2 separate regions of the Homo sapiens genome follow, and region 2 is linked to region 1. A link is a loop called in an ENCODE intact Hi-C map of the cell type or tissue named here. Cell type or tissue: mammary epithelial cell. All regions are shown on one strand. Region 1 overlaps MAP7D2 (MAP7 domain containing 2). Region 2 holds the start of LOC124905256 (a long non-coding RNA gene).

Region 1 (4,000 bases):
ATCACAACTAAAATGTTACCACTGATACAATCAAGACAGAGTACATTTCATGATGCCTTTTATAGACATCCACTTCCCTCCCACCCCTACCCTCTCAACCCCTGGCAAGCATGTAGGCATGGATCTGTTCTCCATAAGTTCTTATGGAGTTCAAAGGTAAAACTGGGTCCCTGGTTTTAAAAAAAGAAAGAGATGGCCATAGACTGTGGCTCATGCCTGTAATCTCAGCACTTTAGGAGGCTGAGGCAGGAAGATTGCTTTAGCCTAGGAGTTCCAACATCAGCCTGGGCAACATAGGGAGACCTTGTCTCTACTGAAAAATAAAAAAATTAGCCAGGCATGGTGGCACATACCTGTGGTTCCAGCTACGTGGGAGGCTGAGGTGGGAGGATCACTTAAGCCCAAGAGTTGGAGGCTGCAGTGAGCAATGATCGTGCCACTGTACTCCAGTTTGGGCAACCAACAGAGTGATATCCTGTCTCAAAAAGATAAAAAAAAGATGATAAATGCACACAAATAGGGCACATGGACAAAGGATGATTGGGTAGGAAAGTTAGACATTTTAGGATTTCAGGCCATACATAAAGACTTTCTTTTGGAACTGAATTCAGCACTGTATTAGTCTATTTTCACACTGCTGATAAAGACATATCCAAGACTGGGAAGAAAAGGAGGTTTAATTGGACTTAGAGTTCCAAATGGCTGGGGAGGCCTCAGAATCATGGAGGGAGGCGAAAGGCATTTCTTACATGGCAGCGGCAAGAGAAAATGAGGAAGATGCAAACGCAGAAATAAAATCATCAGATCTCGTGAGACTTATTCACTACCATGAGAACAGTATGGGGAATACTGCCCCCATGATTGAAATTATCTCCCACCAGTTCCCTCCCACAACACCTGGGAATTATGGGAGTACAATTCAAGATGAGATTTGGGTGGGGACACAGAGCCAAACCATATCAAGCATTACTTCTTGGATACACTGTGTCTTTAGAGGGCATCTCCTGGTGTTAGTGTTCACAGTAATCTACCTCAATTCCTCTGGTTTAAATCTGGCTGTGTTTTGGTAATAACTGGTTTATTTGTTAGAGGCCATGGTTTGTGCTCCAGCCCTCCTTACCTCGGAATGAGCTCAAGGGCTTTTTGACAGCCTTTGGGAGAAACATGTAGAGTCAGAAGGTGGAAGCTGGAGATGAGTTAATTTGGCTTCTCTTGGAATGGATATTCTCAAAATGTTTGCTCAACAATTAAGCAGAAGAAGCAGATGCTGTGTGGAAGAAGCTTTACTCATCCAGTAAATCTCAATCCCGACTGAACTCAGACTTCCTTATCCACATGTGCCCCAGAGCAGCTAGACGTGCAGAGAGAGAATCACAGGAGGGAGCTGCCAGGCTTCTCACTGCAGGGTGGTAACCGCCAGCCACATGTGGCTATTAAGCGCCTAAAGTGTGCCCAGTGTGACTAAAGAACTGAACTGTAACTGTACTTAATTTTGATATGAAATTTAAATAGCCATGTATAGCTCATGGCTACCAAATGAACACAGAGATTCCACATTGCCCATGTTGGGCTGTTTGAGTCACTCCACCCCTTTCAGTGGGATAAAACTGAATTTAAAAAAGAAAGAGACGGCCATGCATTGTGGCATGAGCAAGGAGAGGCCTTACAGCTTCCCCCAGGGTCCTCTGTAACCCCTTCCCCACCCAGCATCAGCCCTAAAACATTGCTGAGCAAACATTTTCAAACCACTAGTGTGAGGAGGAAGCTGCTAATTAGCCTGCCTGGACAGGAGCCACATCTGTGTCCAGCTGGGCCAGCGCTTGGCTCACAGTACTGCTTACTTCATACTGCTCTAATGAGTCACACTTGACTTCTCTTTAGATTTGCAAGCTCATTCTTGGGGCCAGGTTAAGATTTGTTCCCTGCATGCATCACTTCGTTACAGCACTAAGACTAAGGTGTTACATTTCTTCCCGTGCCAGGGAAGCAGCACAGAAAAGCGGTAACTGAGAATGTGGGTCCTTTCCGCCAGATGTGAGAGATTAGGAAAAAAAAATTTAATGGTTTTTAAAGTGGGTCCTGAAGCCAGTTTCTTGCATTGGAATCTGGCTTCAAGTGCCTCTGTTTCTACACCTGTAAGACAAGGATCATCACAGCACCTCTGTCATCATAGGGTGGTTGGGCTGAGAAAGTCTGAGCAGTGCACTTTGTCCTTGGGAACTGCTCAGTTATTACCTCTTATTATGATGATGCTGGTGATGATGACTGTGAGCATGATAATAAAGATTTTCTGGAAAGATGATTTGAAGGTGTGACTCTCATGTGTGTCCATGAGAGGGCAGCCTAAAATCATGCATGTCTGTGGAACAAGCAGCCTCTGTAAAGCCTCAAGGTAATGTGGGCAGTTTCAAGTGTGTTTGGCCCTTTTTCTTCTCTGTTTTTCTTTTTTCCCTCTGTTTGAAGAGCGCTTTCAGCCATTTTCAGGCTTACTTTAGATACGGAGCAGGCCCATGAACACCTAGAGGGCAGCATGGGCAGTACAGAGCTAGGTTCAGGCCCTGCCTGGGTGGGTGAGTTTGTGTAGGTGCCAATGAGAGCGTCTGTCTAGGCGTCCTAGGCTTTTCTTTGTAACTTTTCACACAGAACTAATTCTTATTAATCAGACTCTTGAGGTAGACACTAGAACCTGACTGTGTTTAGAGAAAAAAGAAACTTGATTTTCTATGCTTGTTCCCCTTCCACTAACTTCACACCTGCCTCTGAGCATTGTGTGCATGCATTGGTGCCACCATGTAAGGGGACAGTGGCCGGAGCTGTATAGACCCAGAGTTGCATCAGCCACACATGGCTCTGGAACACACCAGGGGAGACTGAGTTACAGAGAGAGCAGAATAAGAGTCCTCAAACCATGTGGGAGCACAGAGCATCATAGGGCTGGGGGACAGTGGGGGTCTTGAAGATGGGCAGGGTTTAAACAGATGGAGCAGGGTAGAATAAAGGATGGCATGAGCTAGAAGGTGCATGGGAGAAAGGGCAGTGCTGAGGTAAAGTTGGGAAAAGAGTTTGGAGTCAGATTGCGGGGTGGCTGGAATGAGCTGAGGAGTTGGCCTTTAAATTTTTGATGACGTTCATATTGTTGATAGTGTCATAATGATTAAGAGATGACCAAAAACAAAATGAAGAATGGCACTTGGATTTTTCTAGTACTTATCTCATTTTAATATCCCTGATATTTAATCTAGGCTGCAAAACCAGATGTATGTGGGGAATCATGACAATCCAGTGTTTGTCACGCCATCCCCCTTCCTCATTCCCACTGCCTACACTGTGGGCCAGGCCTTCAGGCCTCCCTCCTGGACAGCAGCAGGAACCTCCTTAGAAGAAGCACAGGTTGCTGTGGCAGCAAGGCACACTATGATGCCAACTTGTGATGCTCCCAGAGAGGAAGGCACAGATGCTGGGGAAGTGAACCTGGTTATATTAACATGAAAGCTGACTTCTAAAGAATGGTGTGCTTCTTTGGGAGGCCGAGGCGGGTGGATCATGAGGTCAGGAGATCGAGACCATCCTGGCTAACAAGGTGAAACCCCGTCTCTACTAAAAATACAAAAAATTAGCCGGGCGCGGTGGCGGGCGCCTGTAGTCCCAGCTACTCGGGAGGCTGAGGCAGGAGAATGGCGTGAACCCGGGAAGCGGAGCTTGCAGTGAGCCGAGATTGCACCACTGCAGTCCGCAGTCCGGCCTGGGCGACAGAGCGAGACTCCGTCTCAAAAAAAAAAAAAAAAGAATGGTGTGCTTAAATATTATATACATAATATACTGGGTCCAGTTGTAACAGAGTGCAGTAAATTATTTGTAATCCTAAAATGATCATGAAGATCCATTTAATCTTTTGTTTAGAAAGCCCTTTAGGGTTCTGCAGGGGTTGGTTGGAGATGAAAAGCTCCAGGGATATTTCTCAGACATTTTCGGGGAAGTTGTCATTTGTTCCATCTTATTT
Region 2 (4,000 bases), 140 kb after region 1:
AACTTATTTTTTTTATGTTTTAGAGTTAAATAGAATATCTTATGTCACACATACAACCCCAGTTTTAACTGAGTACCTTAGAAGATTTCTAATTTCACCATGTGTGTCACTCATGGTTTTAGGAAAGCCATCTCTTTATTTATTTATTTATTTTTGAGATGGAGTTTCATTCTTGTTGCCCAGGCTGGAGTACAATGGCACCATCTCGGCTCACTGCAACCTCCGCCTCCCGGGTTCCAGTGATTCTCCTGCCTCAGTCTCCTGAGTAGCTGGGATTATAGGCACCTGCCACCACGCCCAGCTAATTTTTGTATTTTTAGTAGAGGTGAGGTTTCACCATGTTGGCCAGGTTGGTCTCGAACTCCTGACCTCATGTGATCCACCTGCCTCGGCCTCCCAAAGTGCTGGCATTACAGGTGTAAGCCACCGCACCCGGCCGCATCTCTTTTTTTAAAAAGTGTCAATGGAATCATTTTCCCGTCTCGTATATCTCCCCACCATCAGGCTGTGCCAGGACTTAGGTAGAGATGCTGCTTCTCTTCCTGCCTTGTGTGGCAAGTTTCTTTGCAGCAGACCTTTCAGATATTTGTTCCCAGTCACAGATGGCAGCCTGACTGTTTTCAGGGAAGCTAGTCATTGATTTTCACTCAAGGAAAATGGCTGAGGCAGGCCTTCTCTTCATTCGCAAGGTTGGGTTTCTGGTACATGGTGTCTTCTGTTTGTCTTCTGTTAGCTCTGTGCTAAACTTGGAGTTTTAGCTTAACTCTATTTTTGCTCCATCTTTTCCAGTGACTTGGGGCTGCTGAATGCTTACCTGACTGTCTGCTTCAGCTTATAGTTTCTATATATCTTGGATCTTGCTCCATTTTTTTATTCTTTTGTTTGCCTCAGTTTGCCCAATTCCTGCTGACCACCCTATTCTTCCAGACTACATTGCTCACCAGCCCCGCTTCACAGCAAATAGAAATCAGAAATCAGGCCTTCATCATAGGACATAAGAAGTATATCCTAGAAGAAGCTACAGCCTGCTACGGGTCTCCAATCTTTAGGCCTAGGCTTTTTGCATCATCTAAAGTGTAGCAGTTATAGTTAGGTTTCAGTGCTGGTCACCACCTCACCTTCCTGTTGCCCTTCACTGCCATCTGGCTGCATTAGCAGTGTCTCAACACACTGGATTTTTTTTTAAATTAGTGTCTACTATTCTTGCAGTGTCTACTACCTGTTTTTCTTAGGCCCACCCTTCTGGATGCTGCTTCATATATCTTTCTATTGCAGCCACTTTGACATGGAGTTTTCCAATCTGGCTACTGTCAGTGCCTGCAAGCAAGCCAGAGCCACAATTTTTATAGATTTGTGTTTGAACAAAGCCCAGCTCTACAAGTACAGCATCAACTCAGGTACCTTACTACTAGCACCCTACTGAACAGCTGGGCTCCACTCTCCTAACCTTTAGAGAAAGGAATGAGGCATTGAAGCTGTTCTGTTTGTGCCAGGGTCTGAAGTAAGATACCTGAGACTAACTTGGCCTTTCAGCTGTCCCAGTCATAACAAATCCCATTCCATGTGTATAAACTGATGGCTTAGACCTATTAGTCCATTTTATCTCAGGCCTTCGTGCCTTCAAAAAAAGAGTGAAGGCCTGGAGACTCTGGTTTCTTCCAGTGTTGCTTTCCGTTTCCCTTAAATGAGGGACATTTTTGCTCAAGTAGGGTTCCTGGGTGAGGTACCATTTATATGACTCTTCATCCCAAGCTTTAGCATCAGAGGGAACTTTGAAGGTTCTTCCTTAGAGAGAAATCTTAGTCTGAACAGCATCCCTGCACTGCTTTGGCTTTTTGCCCTCCTGGAGAATTCGTTCTTTTGGCAGTTATTAGACCACCACCTAGACTCATTAAGGATGCATCATTAATCTAAATGCCCTGGAACCTTCTTGAGCCTGAAATTGAATATGAACCTATTTATTCCCATATGCCTTAAAGTCCACCAAGAATATTTAGACAGATCTTATCTGGACTCCTCACTCCCCTGCCATATTGAAATGCTGGAGTGATCACTCATGGCTGGGAGGTCTTGCATTTCCTCATCTGTAGTACAGTCTGGTGATTATGCTATCCTATGCCATGCACTTCCTGCCTCCAACAAAAAACAGCTTTGGGGAGTGGTGGCGGTGGTGGGGATCCTAGATGTGCTCCTAATACATCCTCTGCTTCCACTTACCAGAATGATAGTGGCTTCCCTAAAACTGCATTGGCTCTCCAGCTGCCTACAAAGTAGTCAGATTCCCAAGCAGTAGTAGAAAAGTACAGAACGGAAATTCTTCCTCATTCATCATGTACTTGTCATATTCCATTGTGGCACCCTAAGTCCCTTTTACTGTGTTTATTTTCTCTTGGATTCTGTGCTTGGGCTGGAAGATAAAGGGGTGGGAGGAATGTCTGTTACTACCTGGAATAAGGCTTGTCTTTAATCCACTAGCATTCAGAAGTACCCCCAGGAAGCATCCTCTGCTCACCATAGAAAGTTTTCAGAAACTCCTGAGAGTCTGATTATATACTAGATTGGAACAAAGAAGCTAGTAAGAATTAATGAAGTCACCTCTGGGAACATTGCCTCTGAAAAACTGTAAGTAATTGCGCATTTGGCCAGGAAGGCAAGGAATTCCAAGGCAGCGGAGATCTGAGGAGCATTCTCCAGCAGTCCTCAGGTGCTGTGGTGCTTACCAGAGCTCTGTCCAGGGATAGGAAAGGAAGAGAGAAGAGGGCATAATGACAGTGCAGAAAGGAAGTTAGAGACTGGGATTCGTGGTTTTGGGGGTTGAAAGAAACCTTGAAAGTCATGGAGTACGAAAATAGAACAGGAACCAAGATTAGCTGAATCAACAGAAATCTAGTATACACTTGCCAGGTCCCTTGAGCTGAAGTGTGCCAGGGTGCAAAGGAAGTGTTGCATAAGGGCATCATCACTTTCAAGCACTTAGGATCTGGAGGCTCCAGTTTCACTACCTACCTCTCTGCCTTCTCTGTCTTATTTGGTTTTCTCTTCCTCCATGCATTCTTTTAAAATGTAAGCATTTCCTAGTGTGATGTGATATTATTCTCTTTTTTCAGTCCTCCTTCTTGTCTTGATTGCCCTTACCTCCTCCCAAGATTTCAGCCATCACCTCTGTTGATGTCTTCAACCCTGACTACTCTCCAGACCTCCAGATTGTCAGCTGCCTCCCAGATGCCCTCACATGGATGTCCTAAAAGCACCTCAAATTTAGCATGTTTAAAATCAAACTTGCAGCTGGGTGCGGTGGCTCACGCCTGTAATCCCAGCGCTTTGGGAGGCCGAGGCAGGCGGATCACCTGAGCTCAGGAGTTCGAGACCAGCCTGGCCAACATGGTGAAACCCTATCTCTACAATCCCAGCTTCTCAGGAGGCTGAGGCATGAGATTTGCTTGAACCCAGGAGGTGGAGGTAGCAGTGAGACGAGATCACATCACAGGACTCCAGCCTGGGTGACAGAGTGAGATTCTGTCTCAAAAAAAAAAAAAATAAATAAATAAATAATCAAACTTGCATTGAAACATGCTACAGCATGAAAGACCCTTAAAAATATGATGCTAAGTGACAGAAGCCAGACACAAAAGACCACATATTGTATGATTCAGTTTATATGAAACGTCCAAAATGGGCAAATCTGTAGGGACATAAAGTAAATTAGTGGTTGCCAGTGACTCGGGGATGAGGGGAAAATTGAGAGCAGGTATGGGTTATTGCTAATGGGTATGGGATTTCTTTTTAGGGGAAGAAAAATATTCTAAAGCTGATTGTGGTGATTGATGGTTGCACAACTCTGTGAATATACTAAAAAGCTACTGAATTATACACTTGAAATGGGTGAACTGTATAGTCTATGGATTACATCTCAGTAAAGCTGTTAAAAATTATGTCAGACTTGCTGTCCTCCCCCAACCACTTGTTTTCCCTCAGGTCCCCTAGCTCTCAAAGCTAGACA

What was found. Peaks named below come from ENCODE experiments on the same cell type or tissue, not always from the same donor. Only the 100,000 strongest peaks of a DNase experiment are listed, where the experiment ranks them.
Region 2: it touches region 1 in a loop (9-fold over the local background); 1 of 110 quality-filtered maps calls a loop at or near these places.

What each region holds. Positions count from the first base shown.
Region 1 is chrX:20,065,703-20,069,702 of GRCh38, reverse strand. The region is part of intron 1 of MAP7D2 (MAP7 domain containing 2); the gene reads left to right. Among named protein-coding and RNA genes, the nearest start is that of MAP7D2, 49 kb to the left of the region's middle. In mammary epithelial cell, a CTCF peak has its summit at 2,329 (motif pointing right); DNase peaks (open chromatin) are centred at 1,852 and 2,322; H3K27ac peaks cover 408 bases.
Region 2 is chrX:19,923,383-19,927,382 of GRCh38, reverse strand. The region is part of intron 11 of BCLAF3 (BCLAF1 and THRAP3 family member 3); the gene reads left to right. It overlaps LOC124905256 (a long non-coding RNA gene), which reads left to right and starts at 389. Exons shown (of 2, transcript XR_007068407.1): 1 at 389-1,397; 2 at 2,476-3,598. In mammary epithelial cell, no CTCF peak of the experiment used is centred here; no DNase peak of the experiment used is centred here.